Regions from separate parts of the Mus musculus genome. Here region 1 is linked to region 2. A link is a loop called in an ENCODE intact Hi-C map of the cell type or tissue named here. Cell type or tissue: heart. All regions are shown on one strand. Each heading gives the region's core, and the rest is flanking DNA. Links, peaks and the distances in the headings are about the cores only.

Region 1 (10,808 bases), core at 1,106-9,105, 71 kb after region 2:
TGTGTGTATGCACAGAAAGGCCATAAACTACCTGGAGTAATATCAGTTATCACCTGCAGAGACAAAATTCTGATTTGGGATTTTAGTTTTCTTTTTGTATTTTGGAAAAACTCTCTGATTTTGATAAGTGGCCATGTTGTTTTTAAATTCAAAAGAAAGCATTTTTTTTTTATTCTGAGGGGGAAAAAAACCATAGCTGCATCTGACCTATAAATGGGATGGCTTTAAAATAACTGAAAGTTAGTGAAATTGGAGTAGGTAATGAGTCATGAGGATGAGGAATGGGAGGGGCCAATGAGGAATGTGAGGAGCCAATGAGGAATGGGAGGAGCCAATGAGGAATGGGAGGAGTTCATGGGGAATGGGAAGAGTCCATGAGGAATGGGACAGCCCATGAGGAATGAGAGGAGCCAATGAGGAACAGGAGGAGTCCATGAGGAGTGGGAGGGGCCCATGAGGAGTGGGAGGGGCCACTGAAGAATGGAAAGGACCACTCAAGGGGAGAAGTCTTGCAGAGGGAGAATCATCAAAGGTTGGCAAGACAAGGGGTAGGACCTGAAGATGAGGAATGGAATCTTGGAAGGGGCATGACACTATAGAATGCACACATGTTTTGTTCTGGGGCTAGACTGCATTAATAAAATGTAACCTATCTGTGCTTTGTAAAATAAGGGAAATAATAGCATCTTCTTCATGGGCATGTTGTGGAGATTAAGCATAGTTGTCATATCTAATTGTACAGCTCAGAGCTATCATACAGTAAGCACTTGATATTGTTCACATTCTCCGAGAGGATGCCAGGAGCAAGGGTAGGCATAGGAAGCAAGCTGACTCTTTTTATTTTGTGTGTGGGTACAGTGTTTATGCCATAGCACACGCCCATGTGGAGGTCAGAGGACAATCTGCAGGAGTTAGTTCTCTTCTTGTATTAGGTGGGTTATGGGAATTGAACTTGAGTACCCTGGCTTGGAAGTGAGCACCCTTCCTTACCCACTGAACCATCATCTCACAGGTTCTGCATTTAAATTTTGAGAACCTCATGTTGAGCCAGGTTGAGGACACAGTAGTGGAAAATGTCATGTTATAGCATAGAACAGTAAAGGATATGAAAAAATAGGACTTAGGTTGCTTCAGTCACATAAAGATGACAGGAAGGGGCCGTTGTCATCTGCGGAGAGAGTATATAACAGCATGACTGGAGAAGCTGAGGGAAGTCTGAAGGAGCTCTTGACCCTTAGGGTTGGGAGAAGGAAGATACAGAGCAAGGATGAGAAAGAGATAGGAAAGGGAAGAAAGAACTGAAGGGAGTGTGATATCTTCACGAAGGTCTGAGGGATGCAGAAAGGGAAAAATAGAACCAGTGAAGAGTGTTTCAGAGCTCCACATTCTATATACGGAGCCCGTGCAGGGTCTCAGGGAGAGGTGAGAAGGCCTTAAAGCAAGGGAGAGACCAAGGAGACACAAACCAAAGTGACAAAGAGTTTTTGTGTGGGGTAGAATTTACAGAGTCTGGTAGTCATGGGGAGAAACAAGCTCACAACGGGCCTGTGGGCATCTGTGGGTTCTTTCAGACTAAGGTGGAGGATGGGCATTGGATAAAGGCATCATCTTTGTGACCCTCCACTTCGTTAACTCACAGGTTGTCTGATATTCCCCATACCTTGCAAAATGCATCTTAGTGCTCTTGCTGTGTCTGATGCCCAGATATGCCGCCTCCTGCCATGCCTGCCTGCTTCTTCCAGTTGGCTACCCAGTACTCAGTTCAAATCAGATAATGGACTTGTTACATGGTCAGCTTATCTCCTTTACCATAGACCAGAGGGGCTGGAGAAATGGCTCAGCAGTCAATAGTTCTTGACACTCCTACAAAGGACTTGGTTTTGATTCCCAGTAACTAAATCCAGGGGGTTTAAAGCCACCTATGACTCCAGTTTCAGAGTTTCTAATGTCATCTTCTGGTATCTGTAGGTACCTGCACACACACATATAGTGCACATATATGCACTTAGGCACACATGTACATATACATTAGAATAAATAATATATACTTAGCATTGATGCTTAATTTTTCTTATAGATCATTAATCATAAATAGGATGCAAGAAATGGCATCTTAAAAACCATAGATGGGTTTAACTGTATCTACTTTCTGTAGAGGGGTTTTGAATGCACATCTAACCTTTCCCAGCCTCTCTTTATCTCCTGTCTATCTGGTCTGAGTGTGTGACCATCAGATCCTCCTTTAAGGTTCAGTGTACATTCTAAATGAGCCCACCACCTTCCCTTAAATATAGTCTTCCTGTCAGTATGTAGATTTCTAGTTAAAGTTGTACTATGTTGCTTTTAGATTTTGAAAATGCATGTGGATATTATTAGACAGTTTGGGTTTTTTTTTTTAAGATTTTTTTTCAAGTTTAAGAGAAACAGCATATTGAAATGCAGCCAGCACCCATCAGTGTTCACTTGGGTTTCCGCCACACTTATGGAACCCTGAGTGACGTCTTTATGAGCGGTAGAGTGGTGGAAAAGGGAGACGGTGTATGTTCCATGTGCACGGCACAGTCCCTGTTCCACTAGCTTCATCTCATCTCCCTAAGCTTTGGCCTTTCACTATTGAACCTCGGTAAAATAATAAAGGCATGTTGTTTTATATAAAACTCTATTGAAGATTCCCTTGTAATTTGCAATTAAGAAAAAATGTGTAATTTTTCTTCTCTATTACAGATTATAAGTTCTATAGTATCTCAATGCTTCTCTCCCCCAACAGTCAGACTTCAAGAATGTACTATATACAAAGCCACAGTGGAAAAGATAGAAAACATCTCAGATAGCTGCAGCCACATTGCTCAATTCCTGGTCACTAACATTTAGTCTGGTTCACTTGCTGCCTGTGGACCTTTGGAACATTTATAGCTAGGAGACTGGATCCTGCCATATATCTGCTGAGTGTGTCAGTTCTCTTATCTGTATGTTCTGGGGCTAATTTGTAAAATGGAATTTATCACAAACTGGAACAGGCAGAAGGAAGCGGCAGAAGAAGCATAGCCTTGGAGTTTGGGAGAGGAAGTAAAGAAAGGAAGGAAGGAAAGAAAAAGTGAACATTTGAGTCCACACGTGTCATATTTTGTATTTGAATCGTTAAAAACAGAACAAGCTGAACTACACGTGGCTTTTCCCAGTCAGCTTTCAGATACTCTCCTACTGACTTAGGATTCACTCGTGGGTAACTGAGTTCACATAATGACGCCCCTATCCTGACTTAGTGTGATCCCATAGCAACCTTATTGTCTTGAGATGGGGCACTGACTCCTGTGACTCTAGGATGCCACATGCCACAGAGCATGTCGTGTCTCCAGAGAGTCGCAGTGCCATTGAGGGAGGAAGCTTGGGATGTGTGAGAATGAACCCAGAATGCATTATGTATAGAAGAAAGGCTGAATGGGCTCCCAAGGAACGTGATGGGCAAGACAACTTATATATTCTATTTAGTTCAAGAACGTGTTGGGTTCTACTCTACATGAAGTACTAGTATTTGTCACACAGTTATCATAATTCTTGCTAATTTCCTCTTACGGCTCAGGACTTGACCATACTTAACAAAAGGGGTTCTTGTTTAATCAAGTGAAGTCTCAAAATACAAAATCCAATGTCTTAAATCTGATGGGAATAATATACACAAGAAATTGGAGGGATATTAGGAATTAATAAAAGTATTTCTTTTCCATAAAAGCAAAGCCTTGAACAAATAGAAGGATTGAGCACAATTGTCCCGGGTACACAGGCAGTATTGCCCTGGTCCAAAGTACTGGGGACAGTAGCAACCACAGGTCCCAGGCTGAAGAGGCAGAAAGGGAAATGTAGCAGGGTTTCTACTTTCAGCTTGAATACTGAGTTCTAAATGTTAAAGACTTAAGAAGGAACATTGACTGCCTTTTGAATGTCCTTGGTTGTCAGGTTTTTATTTTTTATTTTTTTGAAAGAATGAATACTCCCTACATCCGTACCATGTAAGCACAGCGGCCTCCAAATGGCAGCCATGAAGCCGAGGACAGTTGGTTATGACCCAGACCCCTGAGTAGGCGAACAAAGCCAAGTCTGCAGGGATAGATCTGAGATGAGCGCCATCGGCACCAGGCAGCCCAGCTCTGCATTGTATCAGCTGTGGTCATTCCTGCTTCTCTGTCCCTATACCAAAAGCCCAGACACTCCCATTGGGTAGAGCGTGGTGGTTGCTGTCTTCCACTCAGGACTGACTTTGCAATCTATATGCTAGTAATTGCCTGCGCCTGCCCTGGCTCGCAGCTGCACTATATACAGCTACCAACTGAGGAATCCTCAGTAGAGACTTCAAACTCTTTTCCAAGCATGGGAAAGTGCCTGCTTCAATATTTATCAAGATATTTCCTAAACATGAAGTATTCATAGCTTTATATACATTTAATTAAATCATAATTACTTCAGTTTTATATTAAATCTAAGCGCTAATACTGAAGCAAAATTTAAAGAAACAGCACCACCTACGGACAAGTCAGTGTTAACTCTGAAGTCCCACCTTCACTGTCCATGAGTCTTGGACTATAGTCCCTGTCCCTCTTACTTGGTGTGTGTGTGTGTGTGTGTGTGTGTGTGTGTGTGTGTGTGTGTGTGTGTGTGTATTCATTTCTCCAGAGTGGTCCCCAGGTATTAGAGTTATTGGAACTGTCTCCACTCCAGACCAGACTCTGGAATTATGTGGCTTTTGAAATGTCTATGAGTGTGCCAAGGTCAGCACTGTAGACAAATATTCTTCTCCCACTGGCTTTTCCTTTAAAAGGTGTCAGTCTTACTTCTACCCTTTTTCAATATTTGCTGATTCAGACTCTATTAATATTATATGGGTCCTAATATCTTCCCTCCCATATACCAGAGAAAAATTTTAACTTTATTGTTTGTTTCTTCAATTGGGTTGTAGTTATCACTGTGATCGAATCTTTTGTTGGCAGAGACTTTGTGTAGCTACAGTCCTTTTTTCAAAGGAATACTTATAGGATATAATAAAGCTAAAAAGCAAATAAATAAATGAAATAAACAGCAAAACAACAGCAACCAGCACACCACCACCCATAGTCTAAAGCATGGTTCTTAGCCACGGCTCTTAACGGTACAGTTGTACTGTGCAAGCTTGAGGAGATGATGGGGATGCTGAGACTCAGTAGGTATGAGTTAGTGCACAGAATTCATGTCACAAATTAGAGCCCTGGGTAGGGGTGGATCTCCTCTAAGAGATACTTATTTAACAATTATTTGCTTTCAATTGGGGACTTTAAAAACCACTTTAAAGCCTAGATGTTTAGATTTTATCACAAGATGGAGTACTCATGTGTGTCACTTTATATTTTAACCTGAATTTGAAAAAAGGTTTTCTACAGATATTTAGGAACTAACAGTAACAACCATCTAAAACAATTCCTGAGGACAGTAAGCTGGCTCAACAAGTGAAGAAAGGCTCCCGCCACTAAGCTTGTTGACCCGAGTTAGAACTTTGGATACCACACGATAGAAGATAAGAACTGGCTTGCTCAAGTTACACTCTGACTTCCATATGTACATGGTGGCATATGCATCCACACACATATACATTACATACATTAAGTAAAATGTAATAAAGTTAAAAAGCAACGCTTAAACGCTTAAGATAGAGGAACTTTTCATCATAAGTTTAAACCTATCAGAAGTTTAAAATGCCTTTAACAAGTTTTCTCCCCACACTGAGCATCACTAGGCAGCAGTCCACTGCAGCATGTCTGCTGCTCACCTGCACGCTGCTGCTCACCTGCACGCTGCTGCTCACCTGCACGCTGCTGCTCACCTGCACGCTGCTCACCTGGACGCTGCTCACCTGCACGCTGCTCACCTGCACGCTGCTCACCTGCACGCTGCTGCTCACCTGCACACTGCTCACCTGCACGCTGCTCACCTGCACACGGCTCACCTGCACGCTGCTCACCTGCACGCTGCTCACCTGCACGCTGCTCACCTGCACGCTGCTCACCTGCACGCTGCTCACCTGCACGCTGCTCACCTGCACACTGCTCACCTGCACACCGCTGACCTGCACGCTGCTGTCCTCCCACCATACCTCCAGGGTTTCATACTGCATATTGTAGCCCAGAAAAGGAGCTACTTTGAAGCGTCAAGGCACAGTTTCTACTGAATATGAATAGCTCCACACGATCCCAAGCTCAGGAATGCCATATAGAGGAGCTGTTGTAGTTGAGGGAATGTCTGTACACCTGCTCCTCTGGACATTCTTTTGTTCCAGAATCAGCCAGGTTCTTTCAGATGCACTTTCATCTCTTAATTAACTGTGGGAGTCTGGTCTAACGGTCAGTAGGTAAGTTCTGTACATTGTCTATGTTTTGTCTTCGTCTGTTTTAGGAAATTTCCCAATTTTTCTGTCATGAGTAAGACATAAGTAAATTCAACCCACATTTACTAACTACCAATAAAATGCAGGGAATGGTTAGGGTTTCCCCTTGAGAGTTGCATCAATTTAGCCAGCAGTAGGTCAAACAGGCCCATGCAAGTTCACAATTGCTTACCTTTCTAGACACTGAGACAAACACCTCAGGAAATGTCCTTTGTCAATTTGATAACAAGGGAGAAGAGAACATTTGGGATGATCACTTCTCTAAGATTTTTTAAAGATGTGCTGTTAAATATGTATATATATATATATATATATTTTTTTTTTTTCAGCAGGTAAGGGTAAAGGTGAGCCTGTTACCTGAGTTTGATCCCTGGAACCCTCAGAGAGCTGGAAGGGGATAAAGGATTCTGCAAAGCTATCTTCTGGCTTCCACATGTACACGATCCCTGTCCCCCTGCTTCCCACCATTGCACATGTGTGTGTGCGAGCACACACACACACACACGCACACAAATAGTAATAATCAAATGTTAATGTTATGATGTTATACAGTAACTGGAGAAGTCTTGTATGTTGCATCTTTTATATAATATTTTTATTTTTTGAGAATCTCATACATGTATACAGTGTATTTTGATGAAATCTAACTGTTCCCTCCATAGATCAACTATCCCCACCGTGTATGCATGGATGTGGGGTCATTCACTGGAGCAGGTTAGGCCTACTAGGGACCCCAGCCCTAAATGCAACAGACTGCTCTTCTATTAGCAGCCATCGGTGATCAGTAACTCCACAGCCTGCTGCATAGGTGTTGAGGAAGCAGCAGGAGCTGCTGTGAGCCCTGAGCAAATCAGCCCTCTCGCGGGTCTGGGAAACAGTTGCCCTGTTCCTCTTAGACTCTCATTATTTCACACTTAATCTCTTCTTTGTCGAACACACTTTTAAAACACAACTGAAATTGATGTTCCCAGGACGTTGCGAGCGGCTTTCACGGTGATGATTCAGATCTATGATATGGCTCACAGCTTCCTTTCTCCTTTCTTATTTTGCAGAGTAAGGATGGCAAAAGTCCTCTGCACATGACAGCTGTCCATGGACGGTTCACGCGGTCACAAACCCTCATCCAGAATGGTAGGAGGCTTGCCTTGGTGGTGCTTCAAGTTTTGAACAGTTTTTCAGACTGATTGCATTGGTTTTAAGCAGCTGCATAAAAATCGATGCTGTGTTTGGGCTTTAGCAAGCGTGGGTTTCCATGAGGCTTTGCAGGCTGCTGGATGCTCACTGTACCCATATCCTCAGTTTCCCCCACTCGTGGGGAGAACATAGAATAATGTAGTCAATCCTCAGACAGGTGAAAACACACACTTGGCTCTTGGGAGAGATGGACAGGTTTGGTTTTTTAATTAGATATTTATTTACATTTCAAATGTTCTCCCCATTCCTAGTTTCCCCTATGTCCTCCCCTGTCCCCCTGCTCACCAACCCACCCACTTCCACTTCCTGGCCTTGGCATTCTCCTACACTGGTGCATAGAACCTTCACAGGACCAAGGGCCTCTCCTCCCATTGATGACCGACTAGGCCATCCTCTGCTACATATGCAGCTAGAGCCTCGAATCCCTCCATGTGTTTTCTTTGATTGGTGGTTTAGTCCCAGGGAGCTCTGGGGGTTAGTTCATATTGTTGTTCCTCCTATGGGGCTGTAAACCCCTTAAGCTCTTTGGGTACTTTCTCTAGCTCCTTTATTGGGGACTCTGTGCTCTGTCCAATGGATGGCTGTGAGCATCCACTTCCGTATTTGTCAGGCACTGGCAGAGCCTCTCAGGAGACAGCTATATCAGGCTTCTGTCAGCAAGCTCTTGTTGGCATCCACAAAAGTGTCTGGGTTTGGTGATTGTATATGGACATGTTTTAGATTCTGAGGTGTTTCACTTTTAATGATGCTAAGCATTCATTGCTTGCATTTTCAATCAGCCGATCTGGGTTATTTTAGATTGTTGACCCAGTAAAGTTCCCCAAGTTTGAGCTCATTAAACTACTCAGACAAAAGTAGAAAAAAGTAGGGTGGGTGACTCAAGGTTTAAGCAGGTAAGTCTGTGATGAAATCCCAGGCAAGAGAGAAAGAGAGAGAGAGAGAGAGAGAGAGAGAGAGAGAGAGAGACAGAGAGAGAGAGACAGAGAGAGAGACAGAGACAGAGAGAGAGAGAGACAGAGAGAGAGACAGAGAGAGAGACAGAGAGAGAGACAGAGAGAGAGACAGAGAGAGAGACAGAGAGACAGAGAGACAGAGAGACAGAGAGAGAGAGAGACCATGAAACAGTAATTTTCCAGGCTCTCAACCCAAGTGTTCTTTGAACATCACCAGACTATCTCGGACACCAAAGTCCCTGTAGTCTCATTCCATGTCACAGCTTATGTCACCCCGAGGGCCATGGTTGACATCTGTGAATGGGTTAACTCTGACAGCACAGCTTCTATGATCTGAGCAAGCTGAAGAGACAACTTGAAAGCAAAACCAGCAAAACACAGGTTTGCATCATGCATTTAAGAGGACATTCCTGGTCAATTTGGTAATGCCTAAACTGTGTTTAGCAGACTCAAACTTTAAATTCTAATGTGAGTGACTCTTCTTGGATTTCTCTGTTTTGTAACTATAAGAATTTTGGGCAATAGGGAAAGTTAGTGGCACTGAGTTTAACTTAGGCACCAAAAACAAACAAACAAACAAACAAACAGCATGTGCATCTATATAGAGAAGCAGGCACCGACGATGCTCCTCGGGAAGCAAAAGCCACAGTAGTGCAGAAGACATTACAACCATGTTTGCCAAGACCATAAGAGGGTGTCATATTTCTTGGGATTGGAGTGACAGGCTGTTGTGTGCATACATAGGGATGCTAGGAAATAAACTCTGTCTTCTGCAAGAACAATGGTATTCTTAGCTACTGAGCCAGGTCTTTAGCCCCAAGAACACTTTAAAAAACAAATATATGAGCTGCCTTTTTAACTAGTGTATCCATCTGCCAGACCACACCTGCATCTCCTCCATTTCAGAGTTTGGCGCAGCCTCCCTCTCCCATCCTAATGTGCTTATATCACTCTTGGAGGCTGCCTTGACTTCTCCATCAGTCAGACTTGGAGTTTGCTATACTTTAAGGTTAGAACAAGAGCTGAGAGTCTTAAAGTTTATCCCACCATTGATTAGCTGGTATCTGGCTTATAAGTGGGCTAGGATCCTCAGACCTGAACTGATGACATACGGTGACTGTAATACAGAGGTTGGCACATGTAATGATAAAGCTAATGTTGGTTAAATGTTCATGCTGTGCCAGGCTCTTTGCCATATATCCCATCTATTTCCTCCTCACAATACCAGGAGGAAGGGGGTGCTATCATCAACTTCACAGTGAGGCAGTCAGAGGTGGTGGGTTTTCTGAGCAGCATGTGGGGTCAGGAGTTGGAACATAGTCTAGCGTTAGAGAGCCGCTTCTCCGCCACTATCTGTATGCATATATATCTCCCCAGAAGGACAGTGATGGTTGAAGATTTTCTCTTAAACTTGAATTTGATGCAGTGTAAGAGTTGCCTGCATTTGAGAGAGTTGTCCCCGTAGATGGACAACTTTGTGGGTTTTTTCTTTCAGCTTTTATTACATCCATGAGAACTGTCAGTTCTTCCATTTGACCTTTCTGGGCATTTGAAAAATGTTCCTAGGGAGCAGAGGAAGTTCTTTTCTTTCTTCCTGTTTATTTTGTTCCTTCTGAAAAAAAAATCCTGCTCTGGCTAAGACCCTGCTTTCCCAGAGGCTCATTCCCAGGCCTGGTGTCCATCTCCAGAGCTTGTCATCACTCACATAAACTGCTCTGTGCCAGACCTGAGAGGCTCTATCATGAGGGGGCACAGTTATCTGCACACTGGGGAATGTCCTTTGCATGTTTGTTTGTTCTTAGATTGCTTAGATGTTCTGCCTCTGTAGAGTAGTCTCCTCTTTCTGATCCCAGCCAGGGTTTTTACGTATGCATGAAAACCTGACTCCTCCAGCATCACTCAACTTTGGGAAGGCAATCACTCACACAAACAAGTACAAAAGCCATGACTTTTCCTTTGCTACTTAAAAAACAAAATGTACTTGGGCTCAAATCACATTGTTTCTTGTTGCAGACCACCCTGTCACAGCAAGAGAGGGATGGGAACTCTTAAAGAGGACACTGTGTGGAATCAGAGGCATTTGGTCCAGCTTTTGGCACGAGGCAGCTGCCTCAGAGGCTGTCCAGGGAGTTACACAGTTCATAAATGAGGTTGCCTTAGACTCTTCTGGTACAGGCTCTCTCTATTTTTAACGCTTCTGGAAGTACTAGCCTATGATGACACAATATGAGATTTTTGACCTTTTGGCTCAC
Region 2 (10,808 bases), core at 1,730-9,729:
CTTTTTAGAATGATGCATAATGTAAAAGAAGAAAAATGTTTATTTTTGGAATCTTCCATTTAATATTTTTGAACTGAAGTTGACAGCCCCTGACTGAAAGCTATGTAGAGCAAACTGTGGGTAGCGGAGACCCATTGAACTGTGCACCCCAAGGCACAGCCTTGTGCCGGGGAAGCTTCTCTTTTAAGGCTTAGCACCACTAAGGCAAAAACTGGGAATGCTATAATGATGAATAGGTGGCAGAGGTAACCCTCCAGTACTGATGGAGAAAAGATTGTAATTAGAATAATCGTGCAGGTAAATGTTTACCCGAGGTTGAATTCCCAAAGAACAGAATTCCCTGAGTATTTTCTGACTGTGTTCTCCGTGGGAGAGAGAGTGAAGGAGAGAAAGGAAGAGAGAGGCCCCTAAGTCTATAAAAGAGCACGACTTCCCGGAGAGTCACTGCAAACATGCAGTCTTTTTTTTTTTTTTCTCCTTTTACTAGGTATTTAGCTCATTTACATTTCCAATGCTATACCAAAAGTCCCCCATACCCACCCACCCCCACTCCCCTACCCACCCACTCCCCCTTTTTGGCCCTGGCGTTCCCCTGTACTGGGGCATACAAAGTTTGCGTGTCCAATGGGCCTCTCTTTCCAGTGATGGCCGACTAGGCCATCTTTTGATACATATGCAGCTAGAGTCAAGAGCTCCAGGGTACTGGTTAGTTCATAATGTTGTTCCACCTATAGGGTTGCAGATCCCTTTAGCTCCTTGGGTTCTTTCTCTAGCTCCTCCATTGGGAGCCCTGTGATCCATCCATTAGCTGACTGTGAGCATCCACTTCTGTGTTTGCTAGGCCCCGGCACAGTCTTTATGCAAGCAAAGTGTCTGTTTGTGAAGTTCTGCTCTGGAGCCGGTTACACTTGGGTTCACAGGTGTGAAGACAGTGGGGACAGCTAGACAGCATAATGGAGAAGACAGGTCTGTCTGGCATGGGCTGTGGAGAACAGGCGTGTTTACAGGGAGTGGGAGGTATCTATAAGTGATTTAACACGTGTCTCTATGCATACATGTCAAAGCATAGATGAGGATGTGCACAGTGCATGTATGTACGGTCGTGGGTGTGTGGATGCATATATATGTGATGGTAGCATCGGAAGACACTCAAAAGTTCAGCTTCCTCCCATGGAAGCCAGGGAATCTGCGTCTGACCATGTGGTATGGGAAGCAGCTCTGAGCAGAGCTAGGCCCGGGGCCTTTGGGAAGCTAGATACACCTCCATGTGCTTAGAAACCACTCTGGCACCCTTCCCTGGCAGCTGTGTCAGGGAGCCTCTCCTTGGGGACATTCCAGCCATTGCTTGGGAGGTTTGCCTCGCCTGAGGAGACTGAGGACTTAATGCGTCCTACAGAGTGTCTGCATTCCTTGTGCTCATGAGAGAGGCCCTGTGCGGATCACTGTGTTCTTGTTCAGTGACTGACCATTGGCTCGGTGATGCCTGGGCTGGCCTCACACCTCAGACTCTGAGTCTGTCAGCTGTCATACGACCTCTGTTCCTCTGTTGATTTAACACTACAGTCTGCCAGACTCTGACTCTGTCTCTACATGTTGCCTTATGGCTGTTGGTTTTTTTTTTTTTTTCTCCACCAAGGTTCATTTAGGCAGAAACTCACCCAACACCATTTTGCTAAAAGCTCAGCAGACAGAACAGTGTGAAAAGATTGGCGTGGTTCTGCTGGGGACTTGGTTAGCAGGCATGGGGAGGATCTCTTTGTAGAGCCACTTGAGGTTAGTGTTTGCTTCTAGCTCCAAAGAGTTAGGTGTTGACTTATTCGATTCCACACTCACAGTCCCATTCTCTAGATAAACGTAATCAGGATTCTCAGGAAAGAGACGTAGGGATCTTATGTGAATAAGCAGCTCGGATGATTCTTATGCTGAGTCAAACTTGGGGCACTGCCATCATCCAGCTGTCTGTTAGGACTAAGACATTTACAGAAGTTGTAAGCAAATACATATATGTAGTTGCCAAGATTTGAAATTTAGGGGGAAAAGAGGCCAAATATTCCATATTGATAGCATTAACCATTTTTTTAATGAAAACATTATTTGAGTAGAGTTGAATGGTCACATAAAAATTTCTCACTATGCCATTTGGCCCTATTAATCACCATCTTATGAGGGGCGTGGCCAGCGATGGCCATGCTTAGACTCAGATTCCATCAGGGAAGTGAAAATGGTGGAGTTGGCTGTGAAGAAGATCTTTTACCATGTGGGGCAAGTCAAGCGTCAGCCCCTGAACCCAGCACGTTCCCACAGTTATCACTCACCCCAGTGATGGTTTCTGGCAGGTTCTCTGCACATCCACTCCGTGCATACCTTCTCTTTAGGATGGGCTGCCCTTCTGTCTCCATCTAGAAACCCACACTCGGTCATTGAGGTGCCTTCCTTCCTCTTATCCCACAGAGCTCACTGTCCTTGCAGTTGGGTCACACTTTATAGTTCCTTCTTCTATATAATGGATTCTTCTCTGCTCTTCCAAACCCCCATTCTCTAGCCCTTGTTATATCTTATTTTAAACTAGTAGTTATATAATCATTGTAAGACAGCCAGTGCCCACTGGCTAAAGCTATGGAAGTATTTGGGAACAACTGCAAGGTGTTTTGAAGATTGATCCACAAGTGTTTAGGTCATAATATCCTCCACAAAGGGCTTGTCTTGGATGTGAGGGCAATCTCTATCCCTCCCATAGCTGTACATTTGTTTGAAAGAAGATGCCCTTCCCTGAGTAGAGGACCAGTCTTTTGTCAAGGTACAGAGCATCTGTGATCCTCTGCTAGAACCTTCCAACAGCCCGCAAAGGCATAGTCTTCAGTGACTTCAACATCTGAATTGGCAGTGACAAGGGTTAGTCCTTAATAGGGTCTGAATATAGAGACCTGTGTTTGGTCATATTCTTGACAAGGTCTTTAAGGTCTCAGATACTTTGTGCGTGTAGGTGGAGTCTTATTTATTTCTGCCTGCTCATTGATAATTCTTAATAAACTTAGAGGGAACAAATATCCTTGTTGCTGTCTGCATGCAAACGCAGGTATGTATATTAGTTATAGTCCTAATACTCAGTTTCTTGGTTTTGCAGCCACCACTGGTCCAGGCAATCTTCAGTGGCGACCCAGAGGAGATTCGCATGCTCATCCATAAGACTGAAGACGTAAACGCACTGGTGAGAGACTGTGGTTGTTGTATGGGTCCTCCTGTGGGGCAAGCAAGGCCTCTTGACATTTTCTGTGCTGTGAACCCCTGTAGAAAATTGTGAGAGCTCAGGGCTGCTTTTTAGACTATTGTTTCAAAAAAAAAAAAAACAAAACCCATGGAGTGAAACTCTAGGGTTAGACTAAATCAATTATGTTGAAATATAGTTGTAAAAAAAATTTAAAGATCAAGGGACTGAAGATGTCACTCCAGGGGAGAGTGCTTACCTAGCACGCAAAAGGCCTGTGTTAGACCCCCCAACACTGCAAAACAGAGAAAAAAAAATCAAATTTAGGATGCAGTAATCTGTATGCTTATCAAAATTGACCTTATTCTAATCAACTCATAAATTAAAACATCACACAGTGTTTCAAGGCCCCAAACTCTATCTCAGTGAGTGTTTATACAGTTGCAGTGACCGTCTTGAGGCCATGGAGTTTCATTTAGGGTCTTATGCTTTCCCTGTCAATCACACTCATTCATCACAGGAAAAGCAGAAACTATGAGTTGAAACCAGAAGGGGGAAACCCCTACTTTATATCCTGTCTATGACCCATTAAGATACAGCGACGCATCTGGCAGCGAGCATTGCGTTTTGAATGACCTGCCACTACCTCTTGCATAGCTGTGATGTCTCCTGGTGACAGTGTCACACCGACTGCCACTACTCCCGTGGTTTGCTCTGTATATCCACAAAGGAAGGATGCCGGCCCCTATTAAGAAGGCAATGATAGTGAAGCTATACCATTTTTCTTTCTTGATGTAATGTACCTTGGCTCTGGTGAAATTTGGCAACCTGGGCCTGTGGACCACCAGATATGAAAACTTTTTGTTTTTTTCCCAGTGATTGAAGAAAGATGAGGAGAATAGCATTTTTAGACATGCATGGTTGCTAGGAAGTTGAAACAAGTGTCCAGCGGCAGTTTTGTTGGAGTGTGGCTGTCCATCTTGCACACATTGTCTCTGCTGCTCTCACACTGCCTTGCTGAGCCCGGGGTCTGGACTGAGCCAGGGCCACTCAAACCCTGCCCTTTGTAGGAAAAGTCTGCTGGTTCTTGCCCTAGGGAGTCCATGACCCTGGGATGAACCATTGAACTCTCTGCAGCTCTTACTCCCGTGCTCTTTGAAGTTGTTGAAACCTTGTGTGTGCTTCAGCATCTTGCATATTTTGCTGAGAAAAGGGTCAAGGTATTTCACTGAATTCCTAAAAGGACCTATGGCACATCTATCAAAAGATCTACACATAGACTGTATCTGGGACATTTCCAAACAGATCAGTCACTTGCACCAAAGGGCACAAGCATTGGCCAAGAAGTGACCCTTTTGATAGTTTCTTAGAGTCAGGCTGAACAAGCGATTAGGTGCAGGGTGTGCTGCTAATTCACTTAACACAATCTGATTATCAAAGTCCTCAGGTCCCTTAGGGAGAAGAGTCCTCTTTACAGTTTAGTGTTCAGTAGAAAAGACAGGGCGAGTCGTCCATCTTCAGTGTAAGCAGATCTTTTCCCTGGGGTGATAACCTGCCTTTGAGGAGGTATCTCTCTCAGGTCTGCTGGCGGGCGGCTCCCTTCCAAGACAGGTCCTTTGGAGCAGCCTTTGTCTGAGGCTGTCCAGATTGGTGTGGCTTTCTCAAAAGCCTTTTGGCAGCTTCTCCTCAGCTGGCAGTAAGAACAACAGGGCAATGTTTTGAGATGTGTTTTTGCAAGGTAAGCCAGGATGAAGTCAGGGACAGAGGCCTTGCAGAGGCAGCTGGGCACTGGTCCAGGACCTGTGGGGTGGAGGCTATGAAGCAAGTTCACTGTCAAGAGCTTTGACATCACAGGAATTTGCCTAGACTATTTGGTGGCTGTGGGCCAAGCCCTGGCAAGCCTAAGGCAAGGTTACTATCTTTTCCTAATAGTTACAAACAAACAGAACTTTTAATCATCTACATCTCGGGAAATTGTACTGACCTTTGAATGACCTTTCTTTCTTTTTGGAAAAGTAACAACCCGTTGCTGATTGGCTACCTAGGCTTAGCTCTGTAACACATAGATGACTAATGAATGTTTGAAATCCGGAGCTTAGTTCTCTCAGCAACACATGGGAAGAGTGTCCCCTTTTTACGTGGGGTCTGAGGTATGAATGTGAGGTTTTCTAAGGTCACTGTGAGGGTCATCTTCAGTCTGGCTGAAGAAAGAACAATAAACCTAGAGGGGAAGCATGGGAAGGTTTTCCTGGGTCAGTGTGGAGTGTGTATATCCCTTCTGCTCATCCTCCATTTTGGTGACCTGTCATATAGCCACACCTAACTCTGGGGGAGGGGCTATCACTGTGCTACTGCGCCCCTGAAAAGTCAGCACAATCAACTTTGATCTTACAAGCTTCCAGGGAGTTAAAGTGATTCCACTAAGTTGTGTTTTGGCCATCTTTTTCACACTTCAGTTATTTACTGTGTCGCAACTCTGTGCTAAGCATGAGAGACACAGCAGTGGCAAGACAGTGGGCTCCACTGTGGAGCTCACAAAGTGAAATCAAGAAATGAGAAGTCACTTTCCAGGGTTTGCTGGAGGCCAGTCTGCAGGGTCTGAACTGTGATAATAAGCACGGGAGGCTAAGGGAGGTGAAGGGAGGAGTCACCCTGTATCTGCAGGGGATATGCAGCAGAAAAGGCAGCGAAGGAGGACTTGAAGTTGCTGATGACTGAGTATATCAGTAGAGAGACCAGGCCCGAGGTACTCAGTGGGATCTTTCACATTTTGGAGGCTCATTGCTCTTTTTGTTCCACCCACAGCTCCCAAGACTCCCTTCCTCCCCGACTCCCCCTGCCATGTGTGTAAAGGAGATCTTGAATCCCACTCTCACAGGCCTGTAGGCTGTGTTGAACCAATCTCTCACTGCCAATGTAGGTCATTTGGAGCAAGGCTCCTTAATCATTTTCCACGTGACACACACTCTGTGCAAGACATTTTTTTTATGTAACCTTGGGTATAAAGGCATATAAAATAGGTTTGATAAAAACCAAACATTTATTGGCAATAAATTTCTTTTAAAACAACTCCTTTTTGGTATACATTTACTTTTATTGCTTATTAAAGATTAAGGCCAATTTGTATATTAATGAGATCGATATACTTCTAAAACGTTTCAATTTTGCATTAGATATGTGTGTGTCTGTGTGGGTAGGTACATGTGTGTGCAGGTGTGTGCCCACAGAGGCATTGGGTTCTTCGTAGCTACATCTGCAGCTGACTGTGTGTCAGTCAATCAAGGTGGCTGCTAGGAATGGACCATGGGCCCTCTGCAAGAGCAGTGAATGCTTTAACCTCTAAGGCATCTATCCAGCCTCTTGATGGACTTTAAAATTTTTACATAAAGGATCGAATCTTGGATGAATATTTGATGCTGCAGGGTAGAGTATCTTCCGTGTCTTTTAGTTTTTATAATTGTCAGTGTGGTGAATACATGCATGGAATAAAATGGCATGTGTATGTTTAGGACTTTTCAAAAAATTGTTGGAAATGCCATTATTATCCAAATTGAACAGTTTTTCTTACGAAATTCAAACCATCAGTTCAAGCAACAGTTTTGTGTGTACCTCTGTGTGTGCGTACATGGGTTTGTGAGCAGGTATGGACACCTCACTCGTTTTCCTGGGTTCTGGTGACTGGACTCGGGTCCCCATGCTTATCAGGCAAGTAATATTTACCACCTGAGCCATCTCCCATGCTCTTAAAGAACAATTTTAAAATAAAATATTCCAACACAATGAGACCCAAAGATAATACTAATTTGATATATACATGCTAAGGAATGATAGTAGGGAAATAATAAAATTCTTTGTTTTCCACCACTAAATCACAAAATTTCTAAACAAACAAAAACTTTGTGCAGTAAAACCACGGATTTCAACATACAGCAGTCTTGAATGAAGCTGAGCATTGCAGGAACGACTTGTTGGGGTGTGGCCCGATGGCGTGCGCAGTGTTGCATGCATGTCTTATGTTCACAAAGGCACAGTGAAGTCCCGAGGAACAGCATGGGCCAGCTGGATGGAAACACCGGGGTTCCTTATGTGTTTGATTTTGAACTGAAATTTGATCGTTCCACATTCAGACACTTGTGAGGATTGCCAGTTTTTTCATGACCCAATGGTTAAGAAGCAGAGGTCGAGAGAAAGTGAGGTTAACAAAGGGTGTGAGGAGGGAAGACACCCAGTGCTTAGAGCTCAGTAGTTTAGGAAGCGGGTGAAGCTGATGATATATGTATGCCAAGGAAGGAAGTGACCTGGAAGGCGATACCGGCCACCTCTCCTTCTCACCCTCTGCTTTCCTAGCTGACCCCAATGAATCATTATGCTGGGATCAGGCTGTGGACACGTGCTTTACTCTTGGAGTATGCCTCATTGCTTTCATTTTTCAGCTCTGACATTTTCACCTTGATTTACGTTTCATTTGATGGGCCATGGGTTCTTTGCTGCACACCACCCTTTGGTTAGTTGATCATTGCAGAGAAAACAATGCTGTTTGGATTGGCCTCTCTGTGCTTCTCCAAACTTGATTGCCTCCGCTTACTATTCATGGACTCTACACTTCATCTAGATTGAGTTGCCCAATTATGCTTTTCTCCTCCTGTGTTGACTTCTCTATGTTCCAGCCTTATCTCCCCTCTATCCCTACTAATGTCTCCAGTAAGTTACCCTAATTCTTCCTTCTGATGTCTTTATTACCTCCTCCTGACCCAGAAAAGGGAGTTCTCTCAACTCCCACAGTCCTCTCTTTGTCCCTGACCACTTTAGTCTTCTTTCTGAGTCAGTTAATTGTGCCTGCCTGTGTCATAGGTTCAAGAGATGGTGTGTGCAATGACATGGTTGTGCTCACATTCATTCTCACTGTTCAGTTACCCAGCAGCCCTGGCAACACACTGAGAGAATCAGTCAGCCTCACTTATTTCTGATGTCGAGTCACCTTGTTGTCACCTATGTTTTAGTTCCCAGAGAGGACAGATCACTGAACCAGAGGAAGCAGCTGGCTGAGCGAGTGTCCCCAGGTTGCAGCTGGAAAGTGGATGAGCTGTTTGGAAGGCTGACGTCGTGTAGACTGAGTTGAGGAACCTGTGAAATGGCAGGATGATCGCTCTGGATCCTTCTGTTGCTTCTATCATGAGTGGTGTATCAGAGTCTAGAGATGTGGGATAGCTGTTGTATATGCCAAGATATCTATGTAAACTGACCCAGATATGGGTGATCACTAAGGACATTATAGAATCTTCCATTGTAATAATCAAACTGAGCAGAAGGTAGATAGAGAACAGCATCTTAATTTACAACCTCAAAGTTCCTGTCTTTAGCAACTCCAAAATCAGACTTGGAACTCAGTAGGATCCCTTTACAGCAACCCTACACCATGAAGATGGTCTTACTGTGCCACACAGAGACTAGGAAAGAGACAAATTGGTCCTGTGCTGTAGACTTAGGACAGGAAACCATTGCACACAGCTCAAGTGAACATTGTCGTCACATTAAATTGGATCTACGCTGTCATTATGCCAGGTGGTTGTAAGCTACAGCAAGAAGATTTCAGCTCCAAAGCTAAGAGACAGTATACAGGGCTGTCTAAAGAGGAGAGGAGTGTCTTTACAGATGAGACCCTGGAAGGCCATTAGACAGAGCTCCTACAGACAATGCCTGCTACTGCCTCAGATAGCCCCAGCCCTGCCTTGTGCTCTTAGCAGCAGTAGTACTTCATGGCGCTGTTTCGTCTTCTTGTTTTAGTGTTAGAGATACTGGTAGGTTGAGTCAGCATGTAAATCGTCGTAACTTCCTTCTCAGCCTGAAGTAGCTTTAGAGAGCCTTGTCTTCCAACTGTGAAAGACTACACTTCGAAGATTTGTGACTCCTATGTGACACCAAATGTGAGGTGCTTATTTCCCATTAAAAAGAACCACTAACAGCAACCTATGCACGCACACACAGATGTATATGCATGTGCACATGGTGTATACATGCTATACATTAGTATAGCAAATGAAATTAGCAAGTATTCTTCAGTATCATTTAATGCTCAATACATACTAATTAGTAGTCTCAAACAGTTGAGTTGTCCACAAGTTGTTGATTTTAATTTACTCATTTTATACAAAAACCAATTTCGTCATTCATGTAATATTTATCATTTGCAGCAAAGTTTGACCCAAGTACACATGCACTTTGCTTCCTTTCTCTGTTCTGTGAAAGGAGGGGCTCATATGTGACTGTAATAGAATGCATCTTAAGTTAAAAGCAAAGAACTTATAGCAAGCAAAGGGGAAGAAATGATTCATGCTACCACTTTGACTACAGAAAATAATGTAGGTGGTGGAGGAATGTTAATCTCAAGATGCAAATGAGAGAAAAAGAAACTGATATTTTACAAGAATGGGCTTTTTAAAGAACAAGACAAATGAGAGTAGTGAGCTTGTAATTTATCTGGGTATCTGTTAGGGCAGATTACTAGTTCTTTAGAAAATAGAATGCATTTTTAATTCCACTCATGAGCAGCCTGGAGAGATGGCTCAGCAGTTGAGAGCACTGACTGTTCTTCCAGAGGACCCAGGTTCTATTTCCAGAATGCACATGGCAGCTCACAGCTGTCTGAACTCCACTCCCACAGGCATCTGATACTCTCTTCTGCTTTCCGCTGGTACCAGGGGCATACATGGTGCACAGCCACACATGCAGACAAAATACTTAAATACATAAAATATAAAATAAAATTAAATACACTCTATGTGGGCTAAATCATTTAGTCTCTACCCAAGGAATTCAGAATGATCACTTTGCCACATTCCTACATTCGTTAACGTTTTCTCGGCCTGATTTTCCCGTGTTGACTTCCCCGAAACCTTGGAATATAGATTCTATAGCCTCTAGCCCGGCTTCCCGTGCTTCTGGATCTTCTCCTTTACAGATACATTGTACCTTCTTCTCCTTTACAGATACATTGTACCTTCTTCTCCTTTACAGATACATTGTACCTTCTTCTCCTTTACAGATACATTGTACCTTCTTCTCCTTTACAGATACATTGTACCTTCTTCTCCTTTACAGATACATTGTACCTTCTTCTCCTTTACAGATACATTGTACCTTCTTCTCCTTTACAGATACATTGTACCTTCTTCTCCTTTACAGATACATTGTACCTTCTTCTCCTTTACAGATACATTGTACCTTCTTCTCCTTTACAGATACATTGTACCTTCTTCTCCTTTACAGATACATTGTACCTTCTTCTCCTTTACAGATACATTGTACCTTCTTCTCCTTTACAGATACATTGTACCTTCTTCTCCTTTACAGATACATTGTACCTTCTTCTCCTTTACAGATACATTGTACCTTCTTCTCCTTTACAGATACATTGTACCTTCTTCTCCTTTACAGATACATTGTACCTTCTTCTCCTTTACAGATACATTGTACCTTCTTCTCCTTTACAGATACATTGTACCTTCTTCTCCTTTACAGATACATTGTACCTTCTTCTCCTTTACAGATACATTGTACCTTCTTCTCCTTTACAGATACATTGTACCTTCTTCTCCTTTACAGA

Evidence for each region. Hi-C counts contacts between places; a loop is a spot of excess contacts. Peaks named below come from ENCODE experiments on the same cell type or tissue, not always from the same donor. Only the 100,000 strongest peaks of a DNase experiment are listed, where the experiment ranks them.
Region 1: a loop joins it to region 2, with 3.0 times the contacts of the local background. A loop is called at or near these places in 9 of 42 quality-filtered maps.

The regions. Positions count from the first base shown.
Region 1 is chr1:54,749,622-54,760,429 of GRCm38, reverse strand. It overlaps Ankrd44 (ankyrin repeat domain 44), which reads left to right. Exons shown (of 28, transcript NM_001081433.3): 9 at 7,462-7,540. All of the region lies in intron 3 of 4930444A19Rik (a long non-coding RNA gene), which reads right to left. Among named protein-coding and RNA genes, the nearest start is that of 4930444A19Rik, 73 kb to the right of the region's middle. In heart, for the core only: a CTCF peak has its summit at 4,505; no DNase peak of the experiment used is centred there.
Region 2 is chr1:54,821,012-54,831,819 of GRCm38, reverse strand. Ankrd44 (ankyrin repeat domain 44) reads left to right here. Exons shown (of 28, transcript NM_001081433.3): 2 at 3,125-3,208. Among named protein-coding and RNA genes, the nearest start is that of Ankrd44, 100 kb to the left of the region's middle. In heart, for the core only: no CTCF peak of the experiment used is centred there; DNase peaks (open chromatin) are centred at 3,829, 5,019 and 5,509; H3K27ac peaks cover 325 bases.